Linked DNA regions of Mus musculus: region 2 is linked to region 1. The links are chromatin loops, found by intact Hi-C in ENCODE. Cell type or tissue: heart. All regions are shown on one strand. Each heading gives the region's core, and the rest is flanking DNA. Links, peaks and the distances in the headings are about the cores only.

Region 1 (11,001 bases), core at 1,167-9,166:
ATCAGTCTTAGATCAGGCAGTTTGCTGCAATCCTGGCTCCTCTTACTTAAATGGAGTGAGGAAGGGGTTTCCCTTCAGCCCTCTCTCCTTGGCTGGTAGAGTTCTAGCTTCTCTTGTGTGTGACTGTGTCCCAACCTCCTCTTTTTATAAGGTCACCATGGGTTAGAGCTTGCCCACTGTCATGGCCTCATTTACCTTTATCATCCTTTCAAGGCCCTGTCTCCAAAGGTGGTCGTAGGCTACATAATCCTGACCAAGGGCCGTGTGATGCAGAAAGAATATAGTGAGAAAGAAGCAAGGACAGTGGGCCGAATGGCTGGGGGTGCATTCCCGAGGAGAGGTAGGATCCACACTCCAAAGGACCTGGTACTGGGAGGGGAGGGCCGGGGCGGAGTCCCCGGATGGGAGGGGCGGGGCAGAGTGGCCAGGTGGGCGGAGCAATGCCCATCAAGCTCTTGTGCCTTTGACTTCCTCTCACAGTGCACCAACTAGGGGGCCACGAAGCAGAAGGCACCAGTCTGAGGAGGGAGCCACACAGAGGATGCCATGTCATTGTAATTCTGTTGTCCTTCCCTCACGGTCTGGGTTCGTCGGACTCTGTGACCAATGATAACTTAAAGAGGATGAGTTTAGCTTGGCTCATGGGCTCGGAGGTTTCTGTCTACAGTTCTTGTCCCCGTTAATTCCGTGGTGAGGTAGAACGCCATAGTGGCAGAGGTGGCTCACCTCATGGTGGACAGCAACAGACTGGGAGGAAAGGACTGGTTACCGGGTATCTCCTCTAGCCAGGTCCCTCCTCTTAAAAACTATGGTCACCTAGGGGCTAGAGTTTGACAGCTCAGGGATTAAGAGCACTTGTTGCTCCTGCAGAGGGTCTGGGCTTGGTTCCCACCACCCACATTGTGGCTCATAACCTCCCAGGGGACCCAGTGACCTCTTCTGGTCTCCTTAGGCATCATGTGTGTATGCAGTACACATACATATGTACAAGCAAAACATGAATGCATGCTGTCTTAATTTGGGTTTTATTGCTGTGAAGAGACACCATGACCAGGCAACTCTTATAAAAGACAACATTTCATTGGGGCTGGCTTACAGGTTCAGAGGTTCAGTCCATTATCGTTGTGACGGGAAGCATGGCAGCATCCAGACATGGTGCTGGAGGAGCCGAGTTCTACATCTCAGTCAGAAGGCAGCCAGAAGAGCTAAGGGCCGAACCCAGGGCCTTGTGTTTGCTAGGCAAGCGGTCTACCACTGAGCTAAATCCCCAACCCCAAGACTGGCATTCTTATATAACTAGGAGGAAGCTCTCTTCCACAGTTGTTGGAGCCTGAGCATATAAGGAGACCTGCAAATCTACCCCCACAGTGACACATGTCCTCCAACAAGGCCACACCTCCTAACAGTATCATGCCATAGAAACCAAGCATATTCAAACCACCACACACACATGGTTTAAAATATGGGTACTTAAAGGAGACCTGCATAATACAACACCAGTCGATGTGCCAGCGTGGGTGGGGGAAATTTCACAAGCCCCACCTCTAGACAAAGAGTGACAGGTAATCAATGGCTTCTGAGAGAGGAGAATCAGTCTTTTTCCAGGAATGAGACCCCTGATAGGTTACCCAATCCCAAGTTAGCCTGGAACACATATGAGCAACACTATGAAGTGGAAACTTGAGGGTTCTTTGGAGAGTCAGTTGTGTTCTATGGTGTTTTGCTGGGGTAAACACGTGAAGGAGTGTTTTCCTGAAGTGGACACAGGTAAGGCAGACTCCTGAAGGAACATTCGGCTGAAGCAGACACAGGAGAGAGGACGGTCTGCTAAAGCCAGCACGTGAAAGGCACGTGATGAGGGATTCTTTGCTAACCCCATGCTTGTATTGGTTCGCCTTACATTGCCGAGTTGAGCTCCATTGGTTGGGACTTTGAGGACTCAGGTTGATTTGATGCATGTGCTGAGGCATCTCTCCAGCCCCAGGCAGAACCTTTTCATTTTAAAGATTAAGAATTGGGCTGGTGAGGATGGCTCAGTGGGTAAGAGCACCCGACTGCTCTTCCGAAGGTCCGAAGTTCAAATCCCAGCAACCACATGGTGGCTCACAACCATCCGTAATGAGATCTGACTCCCTCTTCTGGAGTGTCTGAAGATAGCTACAGTGTACTTACATATAATAAAAATAAATAAATCTTTAAAAAAAAAAAAAAAGAAAAGAAATGACGAGATGGCTCAGCAGTTAAGAGCACTGACTGCTCTTCCAGAGGTCCTGAGTTCAATTCCCAGCAACCACCTGGTGGCTCACAACCATCTGTCTGAAGATAACTACAGTGTACTGACGTACATAAAATAAATAAATAAACATTAAAAAAAGAAAGAAAGAAAGAAGAAATGACAAACTGGTGGCTGCCATGCAGGGGAAGGAGCTGTTACATGTTGTCTAGCCCCACTGTAATGTCTAATCTTTGTGGCTTTTGTAACATACTAGGGTCATGACACAGTGACAGCTATTGTCAACTAGGAAACATGATAATTATCTAAAGGTTATCTTTGTTGTCTAGGTTACTACTTCCAGCTACTTAGGGTCAGGGCTTTTTAAAAAAAGTCACTCTGATGAAACAGGTGCAGAAGGACTCAGTGATAAAAACATAAGCTTTTTATGTCAAGACGCAATCCCCGTTTGTAGTTTAATTAGGAAGACACAAATTGAAGGTATGCAGAGTGTGGTCTCCCACTGAACATGACTGATCACCGTACTGGAGATCCCAGAGAAATGCAGATGCGCCTCATTGGCTGCAGTAGATGGGCTGGAACTAGAGAGATCAATGATAACTTAGGCAGCGGGTTCTTAGACCCACCACGTCGTCAGTCTATTGTGGTGTTCCACAGTTCGCATCCACAGCCGCGGTCTGTTTTCACATTCCACTTGCAACTGCTGGGGGCCCAGCTCCTACTTGGACTGATTAAGGAAACAACCAACCAACCAACCAACCAACCAACCAACCAACCCAAACCAGACCAAACCAACCAATCAACCAACCCCTGGTCCTCAATGGCAACTGAACTCTGCAAACAAGCAGAGTCAATTACAAAGTGCTGGGGTAGAAAGTCCCAACCACAACCCCCTATCCCCCACCCCAGCCCCCACCCCACCACCACACCCCTCCACCCCACCCCTGTAAAATGATGCAGCTCAGGTAGCAGCAGGGAGTGATCTCCACAAAGTGCAGAGAGAGCAAGCATCTGAGATTCTGCTCTTTCAGACTTCTTGTTTTGTTTTGCCACCGCACACTGTGTGACTTTAAGATGTTTTATTTTACCAGTAGAAAGTGTGACCCACTCACTCTGAGAAGGGACCTGCACACAGCGAGGTGCTCCCTCCCGGACCCAGGATTAAGCACAAACCACACCCAAACACCTATTTTCACAGCGGGGTTGGGAGAAGAAAAGTAAAGTGGCCAATTTCTGACTTAGGCAGAAAATAGCAACAAATGACCTTGAATGGGGTTTTAAGAGGGAAGAGGGGAAGGTGTGTGTTAGAGTTAGACAGGGCTAGGCTAGGATTCGTGCTATGTTCTGTTAATTAGGGCAGCTAATGGGGACTTTTGATTGCTGGACTTCAATACTTTGATAGCTGGACCGTAGGAATGGGTCTGGCATAAGGAAGTGTCCAAATAAAGGAACAGACCTTGGTGGCTATCGCGAGGAATGTAATCTGTGGTTTACAAGGGAGAGGGAAGAGGGGAACGTAAGGTTTGCCAGCACCGTGAACGAACGCCATGCCTGGGGCCGCTAGAGCGCTCACTCTTCACTGGTGGTGCAGAAGTATCGCAGATTAGGGGCTGGGGGAGTTTGAAAATGGTATGTGAAGTTGCAATGGCTCATTTTGCTTGTTTGACTTTGTTTTTGAGACAGGGTCTTACTGTGTAGCTCTGATAAGTCTGGCGCTTGTTACATAGACCAAGCTGGCCTTGCACTCATAGATTTATCTGCCTCTGCCTACTGAGCGCTGCACGAACACACCCCTGGCTCTTTTAAAACTGATTTTTAAAAAAAATTCTCTAAAGATCCCCCCGCCCCGTTCTATACCAGTTTCAATTCCAAACAAACAAACAAACAACCCCAAACTAAACAAACAAACAAACAAACAAAAAACCAAACAAGCACTAACTAAGCAAAAACAACAACAAAAGATTTCCCGGATTTGAGGCTGCACCCACTACCCAGTTTTCAAGCTTTTTATCACTCTGGGACTGAAGCATCATCCTTTTGCTACCTGCCCTGCCTGGAACCCATGAGATTGTACTGTTGTCTCCATTGCCTGGCTTCTCTTAACTAAACAGCCAGTGTTTCAGAACTGTGTCGACAGACGTCTGTCCATCAATCCAGTCCGCTTGTGACTCTTCCTAGGGCTGGATGCACCGCCGTTGAGCGTTTTCAAGAACGTTCACGGAAGGTCCGCAGGAAACCAAGCATGGTTTTCTTCAAGGTGTCCCGAGGTATGACGGCTCAGGGATGCAGAGACCCACGGGAGCGGCCTGTCGCTGTTCTCTAGAACAGATGTGTATCTGAATAGAGAGAACACATTTTCCATACTAGCTCCACCAGCTCCCACAAGGTCATCTCCGCCATGCATGTCAGCATACCAATTAAAGGGGCGAGGAGTGACAAAGAAAAGTATTTATTCAGCGCACCCAAGGTGGGCGGTGTAATACACAAAAGAGTTCAGTGGATACCCCCCCGCCTCCTAGTCTGACTTGGGGCTCTGACTTGAACTTTAGGTTTAAATAGAGGGGAAATTGGGGCAAGGAGCAAGGGACTTGCAAAATTAGGCTGTACTCACTAGAGTGTAATTCCAACCAACGACGCCTCAAGGCTAGTCCTGTAAGGACCTGCTTCCTTCTTCGCTTATGAATAATTCATCCTACCTTCCAGTAAGGTTTGCTTGGCATAGCTATATAAACATCCCATGGTGTGAGTCTTCCTTGAGAGGACCCTCACCCCCAACTCCTTTCTTTGCCTAGTGTATTCCTTCCTCTGTTTCCTCTAAATTCTTTCTTTAATGGAGATTAAGAACCCAGAGGTACCTTGCAGAGGTTACAAACTGGTCTGTTTGAGAAATCCCCAGCCTTTGCCTATGGGTAGCACCATAGCATCCCCGAACTCCAGGATCTAGGAAGCTTGCAGAAATCAGCACACTACAGACTTAGGAGCTCTGAGAGGCTGGCACTGGGCAGGCTTACAGAGTGCAAGGGCTCCAGGGCCGTTCATGCTCTCTTTGTTCTCTCACTGGGTCTCACTTGGGCTGTAAGGCCAGCATCTTGAAATTCTTTATACCTTGATGGCTGCATTTGCATTCTGTGAGGGAGGTCCTATGGGAGGATGGTGGCTGAGCACAGAGCTTGGAACCTCGTACTGTCAGGCTACCCCCCCAAGGTTAAGTCTGGGTCACCTGATGCTGTTCTGTATCTAAGGGGGTGGCTGGGGTGATGGGAAGGCCAGTAGGGCAGGACTGGCATTCTGTATACTGATCATGTCCAGAGACACCCTTCCTCCCAATGCACCTCAAGGGTCTGAAATGCAGACAGCATTCCAGTATCCCTGTGCCAGAATGCGTGTGACATGAGCTAGCAGTAAAAGTGCACCAGGTGCGGAGAGGCTGCACAAGAAAGGAATATGTGGGTTTTGTTTGTTTGGGGATGGGATTTGCACTTTGTGACCACAGCTTTCTGCCGTGTAACAGCGTTGTCCTGTAGGCTGATTGCCCTCTGCTGGGCAGACTGGATATTAACTCTGAAGTAAATAGTTATGTCAAGAATTTAAAAATCCATTGGGGGCATGATGGTGCACTCCTTTAGTCTCTGAACTTGGGAGGCTGAGGCAGGTGGATATCTGAGTTGGAGACCAGCCTGGTCTACATAGCAAGTTCCAGGAGAGTCAGGACTACATAGTGAGACTTGTTTAAAAAAAAAAGAAAAAGGAAAAGAAAAACAAAACAAAAAGAATTTCAAGCCCCCATCTGAGAACATGATTTATGCACACACAGAGTTTCTTCTTCAGGACTGCCGAAGTCTGGGAAATTTTTCCATGATGATTGGAAGTCATAAATAATTTATAATTTACTCTTTACATTGCTGCTTCTATAGTAGCCTGATTTTGGGGTAGTAGTGCATTAAAATCGGGTGGGGTGGGGTGGAAAAAAAAGAAAGAAGCCGGGTGTGGTGGCACACGCCTTTAATCCCAGCACTTGGGAGGCAGAGGCAGGCAGATTTCTGAGTTCGAGGCCAGCCTGGTCTACAAAGTGAGTTCCAGGACAGCCAGGGTATACAGAGAAACCCTGTCTCAAAAAACAAAAACAAACAAACAAAAAAATTGGGTGGAGGGGATGCCATTGAAATTAGCAGAGTTTTGTTCTCTTACCCCATTGTGTGTGTGTCTGTATGTGTGTGTGCATGTGTGTGTGGGGTGAATATGGTGTGTGTGTGTATGTATAAGTGTACATTTGTGTGCAGGGTGAGTATATGTGGTGTGTGTGCATTTGTGTGTGAGGTGTGTGTATGTATGTGTATTTGTGTGTGGGGGGAGTGTATGTGGTATGTGTATGTGTGAGCATATTTTTGTGTGGAGTGAGTATATGTGGTGTGTGTATGTATGTGTGTGTATTTGTGTGTGGGGGGATGTATGTGGTGTGTGTGTATGTGTGTGCATTTGTGTGTGGGGTGAGTGTATGTGATGTGTATGTATGTGGGGTGAGTGTATGTGGCTGTGTGTTGCATATACATGATAGTCTCACTGGTGATTCATAAATGAAAGGTGAAATATGAGATTCCATTATATATACACATAAGTAGTGTTAACTGTACAATTCAAGTCTTTGTCTACACCATCTGTATGCCAAGCACGGTGGTATGGACTTATGTCTGATCTCTCTCTCTCTCTCTTGATTTCAACTTGCCATAAAAGTAGACATTCATAATAAGAGAGAATCTCAACTGAGGCACTGTCTTCATCAGACTGGCCTACAGACATACCTGTGGGCATGTTATCCTGATTGCTGTCGATGAGGAAGGGCCTTGCCCTCTGTGGGCGGTGCCCTCCCTGGGCTGGTGGTCCTGGGTTGTGTAAGGAAGCAAGCTGAGCAAGCCAGAGGAGCAACGGGGGCTTCTGCTTCAGTTCCTGCATCCAGATTCCTGCCTTGGCTTCCCTCAGTAATGGAGTGTAACCTAGACTTGACTAGTAACCCTTTCCTTCCCAAGTTGCTTTGGGTCATGGTGTTTATTACAGTACCAGAAAGCAAACCAGGACGACAATATGCTACAGCTGCTGGAGTAACAGAACTGTAGAAGCTTTGATTGCTCACGTATACTGCTCATGTCCTAAACTGTTCCGGATAGAGAACCTCACCGGAAAGAGAAAGCTCACCGATTAGGTGGCTCAGGTTAACATCATAAGATCAGCCTTACTGCCAGCTGATTGACAACCCACCAACATGCACTGGCCTTCTCCTGTGTGCTGAGGGCCAGGAGGCTGCTGACCAACTAGAATTAAATGAAGTGTGTCCTCAGCCGAACAGGGTGAAGGAACATGTAAGCAAATACGCACCGGGGTGTAAGTCCTATAGCTGTACTGCTGTGCGCTCTCCCAGCAAATTGCACCCCAGGAGCATCAGGGAAGGGTCTGCCAAAGGATACAAGGCACCCCATCTGTGCCAACAGACCTTCAGCATGGGAGAGCACAGAGTCTTTCTAATCTTTAAGACAAGTGTGTGTGCATACATGTGCGTGTGCGTGTTCACATGGGCACTCATGTGTACGACCGTGGGTGCAGGTGCCTGCAGGGACCAGAGGTATTAGATTCCCTGGAGCTGAAGTTACAGGACGCTGTGAGCTACCTGAGGTGGATTCTAAGGAGCAAACCCAAGTCTTCCGGAAGAGTAGTGCATGTTCCTAATAAGCAAGCCAACCCTCCAACTCCTAGTCTTTTTGTTTTTTTGTAGAAGATTTAAAAAAAATATGTATTTAAAAAAAATTTTCTATATGTGAGTGTTTACCTACATGTATGTACACCACACATATGTAGTATCCTTGGAGGACAGAAGAGGGCATCAGAGTCTCTGGATCTACAGTTTTAAGTGGCTGTGAGACCCGGGTCCTCTGAGAGAGCAGTAACCACTCTTAACTGCTGAACCATATCTCCAGACCCTAGTTTTTATTCACTATTATGATTGTGATTATTATTATTATTGTCTTTTTTTCAAAACAGTGTTTCTCTGTGTACCGCTGGCTGTTCCGGAACTCTGTAGACCAAGATGGCCTCTGCCTTACAAGTGCTGGGATTAAAGGTGTGTACCACCATGCTCGGCTCTCATTATTATTTGTGGTTTTTTGCTACAGGGTTTCTCTGTGTAGCCCTGGCTGTCCTAGACTTGCTTTGTAGACCAGGCTGGCCTAGAACTCACCTGCTTCTGCCTTCTGAATGCTTGGATCAAAGGTGTGTATTACCATGCCCAGCCTTTCATTATTATTTTTAATGTCCAGATCAAATGCAGAGCCTTGACCATCCTAGGAAATCACTTTACCATTGAGCAATTGAAGTATATCCTCAGCTACTTGGTTGCACAGAGCACGGGATTTCAAGATCAAACAGAAATTGGTAATTTTTTTTAAAGCTACGTTCTTTTGACTCATCAAGAAGACCAATGTGGATTATTAGAAGGCTCTGTTAAATTTAAATTCACTAGAGGAACTGGACAGAAAGGAACACTTAATTTCAGCTTGGTTAAACACAACGTAATTGCAGTAGTGAAATCATTATGCTAATTTAATTAAAGATGTAAAGAGAAAAGCAAACATGTTAGATAAAATGGTACCTACCTACTTAAGCTTAATGAGTTTTCAACTTGAGCATTTTTTTTCCTCAAACTGGAAATAGAATTAGAGTTCTCATCTATATCACATCAAATGGTTAAACCTACCATTTTTTTTTATTCCAGACAGATTACAGAATTACACATCTTAAAAGTTTTAGAGAAAAAGAAGAAGAAATTGATTAGTCGTGAAATCTCAGGATAAGAAAGGATTTTTGTTTTTTAAGTTCAAAAATATAATGGTGACCGAAAAAATTAGGCAACTTTAATTCATAAAATGAACATCTAATTATGTAAAATTTAAGAAACCATTGAAATACAAGGTAAAGTATAGCTTGGGAACTAGTTACAACAACATGCTAATTAAGAAATTTTTTAAGCCGGGCAGTGGTGGCGCATGCCTTTAATCCTAGCACTTGGGAGGCAGAGCCAGGAGGGTTTCTGAGTTTGAGGCCAGCCTGGTCTGCAGAGAGAGTTCCAGGACAGCCAGAGCTACACAGAGAAACCCTGTCACAAAAAAACAACAAAACAAAACAAAACAAAACAAAACCCCAACCCCCTCCCCCCCAAGGAAACTTTTAAAACACATTTAAAACTTATCTATCTATCTATCTATCTATCTATCTATCTATCTATCTATCTATCTATCTATCTATCTATTATGTGCATGTGTGTTTTACCCACAGGTATCTTATGCGCACTGTATGCTTGTATCACCCATGGAGGCCAGAAGAGGGCGTCAGATCCCCTGGAACTGGAGTTACAGATGATTGTGAGCTACCATGTGGGTGCTGGGAACTGAACTCAGGTCCTCTGTAAGAGCAGTCAATGCTCTTAACCATTGAACCAGCCCCTATCATAATGCCCTAATATTTTTCTCAGTGTTCACTGACCTCAAGAGAAATAATTTTCATATCTATGTATATATATATGTTTTAAAATTTATATATGTATGTGTGTTGTTGTTTTGTGTGTTTAGAAACTATAACATAAAATAAAAAGCAGGGAATCTGAGGCATTAGGAGAACTAGGTTGAATATATCAGGCTTCCTCCGAAGACCTCTGTGTGCTACATATTATTATAATGTATACATACAGTTTCTGACAGGTTTTGCCATAATAAGTGAATTTTATTTTACTATAAGCGTATAAAACAGGATATAAAAAAACACCCTCTAGATGGGTAGTATTTTACTTACAGCCTTAAATTAATGTCCTAATCGCAAGGGACTCATGTGTTTGAAATTCAAATGGCATTAAAAAAAAACCACACACACAACAGAGGCTTGTAGCCATTTTTATTTTCCGGGTGATTCAGCTGTGGCAAGCATAATTGCCTAGGGGGATTTGCCTTATGTCTAGGATGAGGGTTTTATGAGGTTTTGCATGGTTTTTCACCAGAAACAAAGGCAGAGCCGTCTCAGATATAAAGAGAAGCTGACCTGCAGGGGAAACGTGTATCGCGGAGGCAGAACCTGGTCAAAGTGCTCTGTGCTGGGTCTTGCGGGCAAGGCATCTTATCCTTTCACCAAGGATAAATCCCAGGCGGGGCTAAAGAGCTGTATCCAGTATCCATCTGTGGAGGGAGGAGGTATGGACAGAAAGTGTTTAACAATCTCGTGCAATGAACCCTGGGAGGAGAAGCACCAAGCAACGCTGTCGGAGCTCGGAAGTGTGTCCCGAGGCAGCGGTGTGCCGGGCTCTGCTTTCGTTCCTTAGGAGGAGAGGTTGCCTACTTGCAGGTAGCCGGTTGCTGGTGGCAGAGGGACTGAGACCAGAGTCCTTGTTGGAAACACTGTCCCAGGAATTTGGGGGATGGTTCAGGCATGTGCTGCTCTGTCGTCAAACAAGAATGTCTCCACTGCAGACCTGCCTGGGTCAGGATGAGAAGCCTAGAAAGACCGCGGGACACATGATCTGGAATTCTTGATGCAAAGGATGTTCTTCTGAAAATGGACACTTTGTCTTTTAGATTCTCTCTCTCTCTCTCTCTCTCTCTCACACACACACACACACACACACACACACACACACACACACACACGCACGCACGCACCCACGGACACTCACACATATTTAAAGCCAGGGCTAGGCAGATAGTTCAGTGGTTAAAGTGCTTGCTGGGAGTCTGGAA
Region 2 (11,001 bases), core at 1,675-9,674, 50 kb before region 1:
CCTTCCTCTACAGAAGTCATCAAACATGGCTAGAACCCACTTCTTTTCTTCTTAGCCAAAAGTATCAACTATGGTGTGAGGTCCCTGTGTAGATCAAGCCTGGGATTAGCACGGAGATGAGACTTCTGGCCTCTAGGCTCCCAAGAATATGGATGCGCACACTCACATATTGGGGTGATTTGAGTAAAAATGGCCCCCATAGACACTTGTTAGTTTATGTGGCCTTGTAGGAGGATGAGTGTCCGTGGGGATGGGCTTCTAGGTTTCAGAAGCTCAAACCTGGCCTAGTGACGCTTCTTCCTGCTGCCTGCTGATCCAGATGTAGAACTCTCAGCTCCTCCAGCACCATGTCTGCCTGTGTGCCACCATGCTTCCCACCGTGACAATAATAAACTTAATCTCTGAACTGTAAGCCAGCCCCAATTAAATGTTTTCCTTTATAAGAGTTGCCATGGGGCTGGTGAGGTGGCTCAGTGGTTAAGAGCACTCACTCACTGCTCTTCCAAAGGTCCTGATTTCAAATCCCAGCAACCACATGGTGGCTCACAACCATCCATAATGAGATCTGATGCCCTCTTCTGGTGTGTCTAAAGACAGCTACAATGTACTTACATATAATAATAAAGAAATCTTTGAAAAAAAAAAGTTGCCATGGTCATGGTGTCTGTTCACAGCAATAGAACACTAAGACATACACATGTACACACACACACACACACACATACACATACATATACACGTATGTATGTATGTATGTATGTATGTGTTAATAAAAAAGGGTTGGGAAATAAGACTTCCCCTTAAGATACAGTCTCTCAAGATATGGAATATTGGTGCGAGAGCTCAATTTATTCTTTAATTATTTTTAGTTTTTTGAGACAAGGTCTCCTTATATAGCCCGAGTTGGTCTTGATCTTGTAACCCTCTGCTTCTCTCTCTCCCTGGTGCTGGGATGTTCAATAATAATAAATAGGGCTTATTATGACATATTTGGTGGTGACAAAGATTGAACCCAAGGCTTTGTGCATGCCAAGTAAGCCCTCTGTCGTTAAGCTATATCCTCAGCCCTTGGATTTTTGAGATAGAGTGTCTTACTAAGTTTCCCAGGTTAGCTTTGAACTCATGATCTTCCGGCCTGTCTCCTGGGGGCTAGAATTACAGGCAATGCACCACCATTCCAAGTTTAGTTAAGGCTATTCTTCTTTCTACACCTCGATATGTCACATGCTAGCTAGCACATAGGCACCTGTGGGTGTATTTGTTATTGGGATGTGTCATAGTCTGCTTCAGTTGTCAGCCTGACACACAGTCAGCTTGGAGGAGGGAACCTCAAAGGAGGAGCTGCCTCCACCAGACTGGCCTGTGGCCATGTCTGTGTGCATTTTTCTTGATTGTTGTTTGTGAGGGAGGGCCCAGCCCACTGTGGGTGGCACCATTCCTAGGCAGCTGGTCCTGACGGCATAAGAGAGGTAGCTGAGCAAGCTATGGGAAGGATGCCATTAAGAAGTGTTCTCCCCTGGCCTCTGCTTCAGGTTCCTGCCTTGCCTTCTTCCCTCCATGATGGGCTCTAACCAGATAAACCCTCTCCCCTTCCAAGTTTGTTTTTGGTCAGCATTTTATCACAGCAACCGAGATGCAGACTCTGACCAGAAAGACAGACAACTATGTCCTGTCATAATGCACAAGGTCCTTTTACACATAATGGCACTTGGGGCCAGGTGATAAGAAAGGAATCTTGTTTTTCTAGTACTCTCCCAGGGCTGGCTCCTTATTTTTTATTTTTTTGTTTTTTGAGACAGGGTTTCTCTGTGTATCCCTGGCTGTCCTGGAACTCACTCTGTAGACCAGGCTGGCCTCAAACTCAGAAATCCACCTGCCTCTGCCTCCCGAGTGCTGGGATTAGAGGCGTGTGCCACCACACCCGGCTCTCATTTTTTAAGGTGACCTGTATACAAACTCCTAGCCCCGTATTTGGAAATCGAGGGGCCAAGATCATACAACAGAGCCAGTTGCTAGTAATGGAAGCTCTGAGTAGGAGAGCAGGCTTTCAGACTGAGATGGAGGACGGTATTCTCTGCGAAGTCACGCAAGGACAGCATCTTGAAAGGGCCCAGAAGGAAGCGATGCAGACAAAAATGAGGCTGTCAGTCTCCCTTTATGTCCTGTCCTGTCCTGTCCCAGCCGTGGCCAGCAAGGTAGGGTTGGGCAGGGGAATAGGGATGGAGTGGGGTGGGGTGTGGTGGGGCAGTGGTTTCTACTTCCCCACTCTTAGGGAAAGCACCCGAGATCTGAGGGCACCAACTTTGGGGAACAAGACTTAGAGTATGAATAGTCTCTTGGCTGGGCTGCGGTGCCTCACACTTTTAACTCCAGCACTCGGGAGGCAGAAGCAAGTGGATCTCTGTGTGTTTGAGGCCAGCCTGATCTACAGAGCAAGTTCCAGGACAACCACAGCTACACAGAGAAACCCTGTCTTGAAAACAAAAAACAAAATAAAACATAACAACACCCCCCCCCCATAGTCACTTGAATGTTAGTCCATTTGAAAACAAAAAAGGAAAAGAAACATCAAATTGGAAGTTTGCCTTAAAGCAAAAAGAGACCACACTGCTCTATGCAGTGTGTGTGTGTATGTGGGGTGTTGGTCAACAACTAGAGCTGGAGAAGCCAACACTGGCCTTCCTTCAGTGTAGAACACAAACAGGTACTTCCCTCCCAGGCTCCAGCTTCCCTCCCATACTGCAGCAAGGGGCTTGCCCCGGTACTCGGGGAGGGCTGAAAACAATCCCTGACTCGATCTCAGAAATGATGAGCTCCTGGAACCTTCTCAATCCTGGGAAAGATGGATCTTGAAACATTTTTCTTTTAAGATCTGAGGAATCCAGCCTAGGCCCTTGGACATCATAGTCATGTGATCTAGTACTTAGCTTCTTCCATCTGTCTGTCTGTCTGTCTCTCTACCTACCTCTAACGATCAATCGATGTACCTATCTGTCTGTCTGTCTATCTATCTAGCCATCCTTCTGCCCCTTTATTGTTGTTGTTACCTTGAGACAGGGTAGCCCAGGTTGATCTTGAACTCACAACCCTCCTCCAGCCTCCTGAGTGCTGTATTACAGACGTGAGCAGACTTTGTAGAGGGCAGTGAACCACTGGTGAGGCCCTTATGACTCTTTATGGTTGTGCTGTCCCCATGGCTGGTTGGAATGCTCTATTCCAAGAAAGCTCTCCTCAGCAAGAGGGCATGAGTGAGGGCAGGCCTTGGCCATGCAGGTGAACTTTGTCCCATCCACTTCTGCCTGCTACCTTTGGGCTGCTGCGGGGGGCCTCAGGCCTTCCCATGGGCACTCTCTGCGGGTCCTCACCCCAGGCTCATTTGCCGGTACAGAGAGACCCTACGATCAGGGAAGGCAGCTGTGCAGCTGCCTCCACCCTCTCTTGTCTGTGCGGGTGAAGGCAGGGCCAATCTTTTGTTGCCACCAAATATGCCTAAGTGAGCGCAGTTCTGAGCTTGCAAACGCAGCCCTGTAGATAAACAGCTGACGTCTCCTGAATCCTGCTTGACAGAGCCTGCCTCATAAGAATGATGAGAATGATGACAAAGCTCTTGTCAGATACACACAGAACCGAGCGAGTCCCCACCACGTCTAGCTAAACGGTTTTACTGAGAGCTAAAGTAAGCACTCGCCAGCCCAGATGTGGATGCAGGACTCAACTCCAGGGAGCCCAGTTTATCTTATCTAAGGCTGCCTCCAGACCTCAACAATTGCTGCCCCGCCCCCATGGGAGGCAGCTGACTCTGGTCAGTTTTTCTGGACTTTTGTTATTCAAGAGACCAAGGAAGAGTGGGTGAGATTGTAGTGAGATTTCCTAAGGATAAAAGAGTTGGTCCCACAAGGTGGGTGGGGATTGGGGACAGGAGTGGAGGTGCCTTAGAGAGTTAGAAAGAGCCAGATTAAAGGTGTCAAGAGGAACTATTAACCGAAATAGGAACAGAGAGAAGGTGGCTTAATTTCAGTGTGTGTGTGTGTGTGTGTGTGTGTGTGTGTGTGTGTGTGTGGTCACACCTTGGAGAGCCTCTTTGGTTTGGAACCTGTTTCCATTCCCTGTGACTCCAGGATGGGAGGTTTTAATTTTAATTTCTTACCTCCCGGAATGCAAAGATGGAGCTGCTTTTGTTTTGGTCACACTCAGAGCCATTGCTATTGGAAGCAAAGGTGTAGTTACCGGTTTCCTCCCAGATCCTCCGGTACACGTACTGCGCTGTCAGCGGGATGGTCAGAGTCATAGCAAACGCGTTCAGGAGAATGGCGGGCTCTATGAATGAAATCTTCATATTGCTCAAGTGGGCAGATCGAGTCTATTGCAGAGCGGGAAGCGGGAGGAGAGAAACGGGGCGAGTGTGGGGGGGGGGGATAGAAATCATCAGTTGATTTTTTATCCCAGAGGCTAAATTCTCAAAAGTGGGGAAGTTGGAACAATGTGTCATAAACAAACATTAGCAAGCAAAAAGAGTTCCAGATTTCTGAGAGAGTGCCCTTGCCGGGAGAGGGTACCCTAGTTCTCTCCGAGGAGCAGGGACTAAGTCAACCTCCGCCCCCGACTCCGCTTAGCTAATGCTCACAGTGCTGAGCAGAACAGCACCGGCCGGTTCCCATAAGGTAAACAATGAAGTTACCCGGGGACCCGGAGGTTATGTAATTACTATTATTTTGGCTGCAGGTTAAGGGCCTTGTAAAAAGCAGCTCCCGATCGGAAGGGGAGTTTAGTTTCTGTTTTCGTTTTTAAAACTCACCCCACGGTTACAGTTTTCCTGCTAGGCTAGGCACAGGTGGGACCGTAGTCGGGACTGTGTTCTCCGTTACCCAGTGCGGGGCGTAGCGCCCCCGGGTTTTCAGCACGGTTCGCCAGCTGGGAAGAGCCAAAGGAAGGGGCAGCGAGGTGGAGCTAGACCGCAACAGGGGGACGTCCCTTGGGACGGGACACTCGAGCCCTGTTAGAAGGCAAAGAGAAATAAGCGCACCTCCCGGACTCTGTTGGCCCTGGACTCAGTCCCCGCCGCTCCCCGCGCCGCCGCACTCTTGGTCTTTGGGCCCTAGTGGTGACTCGGCCGCCGAGCATCATCACTCTGCCAAGAGCTGGCAATCTTCGGCCGGAGCTGTCACCCGCTTCCCTAGCTCGCTTGTGATTGGGTATGGCGGCCGGCGCCCCCGTAGCGATTGGTCTAGCGCAGTGTCATTCTCTTGCACCCGCCCCCGAAGGTTCAGCGGCTGAATCTCCCCGAGTTGCTGGGCAAGTTGGGTGATCCCGGCAGCTCTGCGAAGGTTCTGCTAAGCGTATCTGGATAGGATTATTGGTTTTCGCTGAAGCGCCGTGGAGTCATAGGTATCTGGATCGAGAGTTCGAGACTAGCCCAACGATATAACAAGACTCCTGTCCAAAGCAGATAATGATAATAATAATAATGATAATAATGATGATAATAATAAGTGGTTGGAAACGTCATACGCTAGGGTTGCAGTTCACTGCAGCATTCCGGTGGACCCAGCAAGCGTCTGCACAAGCAATGTGAGAGAGAAGACACTGAAAGTTCATGAGAGGAGAAGAGTTCCGAGTAGGGGAGTTGTTGGCCTTGGGAAAATTTAAACGAAATATTCACTACATTTTACGTAGTCATTTATTTTATGTGTATGCCCACGCCGAGCAGAGGTCAGAAAATGGTGCTAGAATTTGTGTTACAGGCAGTTGTGAGCTGCCCTGAGAGCGTAGAAACGGAACCCAGAGCAGTAAGTGTTCTTCATTAGTGAGCTTCTCTCCAGCCACCCCTGCTGAGTTGCGGGGGAGGGGATTGTTAAATCTCTCTGAAAGTCGGCTCTTTCTCTGTTGAGAAGATGTAAGTAAGTCTCACAAAGCCATGGCAACACCCTAGACAGTAGGACCGCCGCTAATGGCCGCCAACGCGCACAGCTGGAGCACACCTGCAGCTGATAGGGGGTTACTTCCTGAGGAAGAGAAGCAAGCTGAGAGTTCTGTGATTTGGGGACCCGTCCAAAAAAGGAAGACCTTAGGCTGGAGTGGTTGCGTCAGGAAGTGGGGGACAATCCTGCAAATGCGCCTCTTACTCTTATCTAGAGATCAAGGTCAGATGTGGGCCAGAGCCTTATTGATAAAGGAGTAACACTCCAGACTATGGGCTATTTTTGCCCAGATGAGAGTACTGGTGCAATGCTCCTAACCACTGAACCACCCTCTCTCGAGGCAGATCTGGAACAGCTTCAGAGTGGGAAGGGCGGCTAAAGGAGCTGACTAGCAGAAAAGGATATTCTGTACTGGAGAGAAGGCGATCTGATGACTCTAGATAGCCACAGAGAGAATTGAGGAAGTAACTCTCAACATCGCACTCTTGACAGTTTCACAGCACTGTACAATCTTCATATGCCTAAAATAACAAACATTGCTGCTAGCTGATCTACAGAGTTTGATTGATTTCCAACCTCTTGTTGACAATTTTTCTTCTTCTTCTTCTTCTTCTTCTTCTTCTTCTTCTTCTTCTTCTTCTTTCTTTCTTTCTTTCTTTCTTTCTTTCTTTCTTCTTCTTCTTCTTCTTCTTCTTACTTCTTCTTCTTCTTCTTCTTCTTTCTTCTTCTTCTTCTTCCTCTTCCTCCTCCTCCTCTTCTTCCTCTTCTCCCCCTCCTCTTCCTCCTCCTCCTTCCCCCTCCTCCTCCTTCCCCCCTCCTCCTCCTTCCCCCTCCTCCTCCTCCCCCTCCTCCTCTTCCTTCTTATTTATTTATTTTTATTTTATGTATATGAGTACACTGTCACTGTCTTCAGACACACCAGAAGAGGGCATCAGATCCCATCACAGATGGTTGGGAGCCACCATGTGGTTGCTGGGAATTAAACTCAGGACCTCTGGAAGAGCAGTCAGTGCCCTTAATCGCTGAGTCATCTCTCCACTTGTTAACGATCTTAACCACAAGGAGTGACGTGTTCAGTTCAGAGGTTTGCTTTTCAAATAAAAATCCAGGAGGCCAAGATCACTAAGATCTTAGAGAGTGATCTACTCCTAGTGGGACAGTAACTGTCACTTGAGCTGCATGTCCACCTTGGGTCCCGGGAAACTTCACTTCCTGTTGTGTTCACTCAGGGACAAAGGTGATGGAGTGTCCTTCTGAACTCTATCACTGCCACAAGGGGAGAGGGAAGGGAACTTGATGGAGCTGATACCAGCTCTAAAAGGTTCACCCCAGAGAGGGTAAAAGCCACTTCTCACACGCCATTGGCTAGAACAGGTCACTCGGGACATGAGGAGAAGTGCAAACCTATCAGGTACTCAGGAGGAGGAGGAAGGGGAGGAGGAGGAAGAAGAGGAGAGACACCATCTATGTTCCAGGCCATATTTCTCATGGAAATCAATAGGCAGCAAAAGGTCTCTAAAAGGCATGTACCTATAGGGTCAAATTAGCACCTGCTCTCCTATGCTGTTCTGCTATCCCACCTTTCAGCATGAAGAAGAAAGTCAGGGCATCTGTGGTTAGCCAGGAGGCTCACAAGTTCAAGGCCAGCCTGAGCTTCGGCCTTGTTGCAAAACCACCATCACCACCACCACCACCAAATAAATGCTTAAGTGCAAAAAGTGGATCCACAGGTCCACAAGTATAATCTCCAGGGCAGAACCTTAGGGATAATTGTGAAGTTCTACATTTTTAGTTCACTGACTTAGGAATTTTAATTTTAGTGAGTGTACTATTAATTGTCACCAAGTAGTGACATTTAATGTCAGTGGCCCATATCTGAATTCTCCTTTTTGTCATATTAAGTCTTATTTACTGTGACTATTTTGATATGTCAGACATATGAGAGAAGACTTGACTAAATGGTTGACAAGATGGCTCAGCGGGTGAAGGCGCTTGCTGCCAAGCCTAAGGACCTGAGTTCAAATCCTGGAGCCCACATGGTGGAAAAAAAAGAACGGACTCCTATAATCTGTCTTCTAGCCTTTCTACATGTGCTGTGGCATGCCTGCACTCCACCCTAACCCCCCAAACAGAAACAAATTAAATGCAAATGAATGATTTAACAACAACCAAAAAACGGGCTGATTCTACAAACGCTATGTCTACACTAAGAATAGGAGGGATGGTGTTATGCAATGCTAGTTGGGAGAAGCTCTCTCATGGTGGGGAGTGTGGTGGAGTGTGGAGTCCTCCTCTTAGTAGACACGCTAAGTACAGAAGCACACATACTGTGCAGAATAGGGCCATGCTCTAAAGGAAAACAGCAAAAGAAACCATGGCTACTGAAAGCTTGTGTTTTCAAAAGGAATGTGACTTTGCATTTCTGATCAAATTGACTAAGATGTGATGAGAGCACCCTGCCCTACCCCCACCCAACCCCTTAGTTACACCAAGCCTTACATGGCCAACATAGGGCCGATAAGAGTGTACTATGGGTCTGTCTTGAATGCAGATTGTAGACAGCAAAGGTCTACATATGACTCGGTCAATGATTTGCCTAAAGAGACCTGAGTTTATTTAGTTGAGAAATTTGTTAACTTCTCTTCCTTAAGCTCCATTGCTTAGAAACTGATCAAAAGATTCCATTCAGATTTCAGGACCAGACCTGGCTTTCTTGGAGCTCTGGGAGGCCCTTTGCAGTTTCCTCTGAGAGTTTGCTTCCTGCAGTCCATGGTTCCACCCTCACTCCTGCCTGTGACCGGGCTGTCTGGAATAGGCTGCCCATCCCCACTCCTCAAACCACTGTTCTTCCTCCTAGGTTCCACCCAACAGTTACCTAGCAACAGCCAGGTAGTACTGGCTTGTTATGAAAGGGACTATTAGGCCTCTTTCTCCTCTCTCTGCTCGCTCTGCTCTCTGCTCTCTCTCTCTCTCTCTCTCTCCCTCCCTCTCTCTCTCTCTCTGACTCCTTTCTCCCTCTCTCACTGTACCAGCTGGTTTTGTGTGTCAACTTGACACAAGCTGGAGTTATCACAGAGAAAGGAGCTTCAGGTGAGGAAATGCCTCCGTGAGATCCAGCTGTAAGGCATTTTCTCAATTAGTGATCAAGGGGGGAGGCCCATGGTGGGTGGTGCCATCCCTGGGCTGGTGGTCTTGGGTTCTATAAGAAAGCAAACTGAGCAAGCCAGGGGAAGCAAGCCAGTAAGTAACATCCCTCCATGGCCTCTGCATCAGCTCCTGCTTCCTGACCTGCTTGAGTTGCAGTCCTGACTTCCTTTGGTGATGAATAGCAACGTGGAAGTGTAAGCTGAATAAACCCTTTCCTCCCCAACTTGCTTCTTGGTCATGATGTTTTGTGCAGGAATAGGAACCCCGACTAAGACAAATTGGTACCAGCATGTGACAACCTGACTATGTTGTCACATGGAGGAGTACAGTGAGGAGACCACGAATGCCACTGGAGCACCTTGTGGCCCTTAAGAAAAGTACAGATCAACAGAAAGCAGAACCAGGCTCATAGCTAGAAACCAGGGGCATCCCACTCTGAAGCTGCTGATTCTTGACAGCAGCATACCTGAGCGGTAGACTTCCTGTTCTCTGTTCTCACTTCCCCAGAGCAAAGGGAAGCTAGGAGCCAGGATCAGCATCCTGACTCCTTGCAAGCAGGACTGAGTGAGCCTTTAGACCTAGTAAGCCCCTCCCCCAATGCTCCCATTCCTGTGGGGAGTTACCTCTCCAGGAAGGGAGCCCTGGAGAAAGAGTGAATGGCCATCCCAAGCAGAGGAGAAGTCCTGATTGGCTTGTGTTTGTCTAGTGAATTCATTGTGATCTACACAGCAGGGCCAATGGCCAGGATGCCCCCAGAAGGGGCTCTGCCTCATGGTGGGTTTTCCATTCGGTCTGGGTTTGAATCTACTGATCATTGTCTCTCCTGATCATTGTTTGAGCGACTTACAGAGAACAACGAGGCCACTGTTCCGAGAGAGTGTTTTGTCCTTGAAGGCACTGGTCTAGTCTTTAATGGGGTTACGTGAGGGAGGGACTTTAAGGTTAGCAGGCTGAGCTGAATTCACCTGTGTGTGTGTGTGTGTGTGTGTGTGTGTGTGTGTGTGTGTCTTAGATGATTCACTTCTGTCTCGGGCTCCTTGTCCCAGGCTTCCCCTGGGACCCACTGATGCATTTTCCTATCTAAGAACCGCAATCCTTTAACCCATTTTCCAAGCAGTAAGGGAGCATGGTCCTTCAGTGTTTGCCATGGAATTCAGAGTTAAATCCCACCTCCATTACCATGGCTCCCAAACCCCCAAATAATCGGGCTACTCTGCATTCTGCACATGGAGCCTGCAGAACTGCCTCCCACATTAGGATGGCTAGCCCATCTTCCCTTCCATTTAAATTCGCGCTCCATTGCTTTGGCTTATGGCTCTAGGTCTGGGAAGTTTAGGCCCATGTTTGGCATCTGGAGAGGCTTGTTAGCTGTGTTAAACATGTTAAACACAAGATGATGTGTGCTACCTTGGATCTCCCTCTGGTAAAGTCACTAATTGTCACGACGGGGTCTTCAGTCTCCTTGTCTCACCTAACCCTAATTGCTCCTTAGAAATCCATGTCCTGGTTTGTTTTCCATTGCTGTGATAAACACCATGACCACAAGCACCTTGAGGAGGAGAGGGCTCATTTTGCATCACGGCTGACAGTGCATTAGAGAGAGGGGGCAGGGCAGAAACTTGGAGGCTGGGACTGAAACAGAAGTCATGGAGGGACACTACTTACTGGCTGCCACGCCTTGGCTTGCTCAGCCGGATTTCTTACACAATCCAGGACCACCTGCCCAGATATGGAACCATCCACAGTGAGCTGGGCTCTCTCACATTAATCCTCAATCAAGAAAATGTCCCCGAAGCTTGCCTGTATTTTCCCAATTGAGGGTCCCTCTTCTGCAGATTCTAGGTCTTGAAACTAACCAACTAGTTAGTAAAGTAACCAGTACAGGCCCCATCTCCAGATACATTCATTACACATGCCTTGGAGAGGGTTTCTAGCA

The links. Hi-C counts contacts between places; a loop is a spot of excess contacts. Peaks named below come from ENCODE experiments on the same cell type or tissue, not always from the same donor. Only the 100,000 strongest peaks of a DNase experiment are listed, where the experiment ranks them.
Region 2: a loop joins it to region 1, with 2.0 times the contacts of the local background. A loop is called at or near these places in 2 of 42 quality-filtered maps.

Annotation. Positions count from the first base shown.
Region 1 is chr5:147,939,710-147,950,710 of GRCm38, forward strand. No RefSeq gene overlaps it. Among named protein-coding and RNA genes, the nearest start is that of Mtus2, 12 kb to the right of the region's middle. In heart, for the core only: a CTCF peak has its summit at 5,765 (motif pointing left); no DNase peak of the experiment used is centred there.
Region 2 is chr5:147,889,686-147,900,686 of GRCm38, forward strand. It overlaps Slc46a3 (solute carrier family 46, member 3), which reads right to left and starts at 5,130. Exons shown (of 6, transcript NM_027872.4): 1 at 4,796-5,130; 2 at 4,148-4,360. The coding sequence starts at 4,336. In heart, for the core only: a CTCF peak has its summit at 5,090; DNase peaks (open chromatin) are centred at 5,186, 5,936 and 6,266; H3K4me3 peaks cover 3,001 bases; H3K27ac peaks cover 1,537 bases.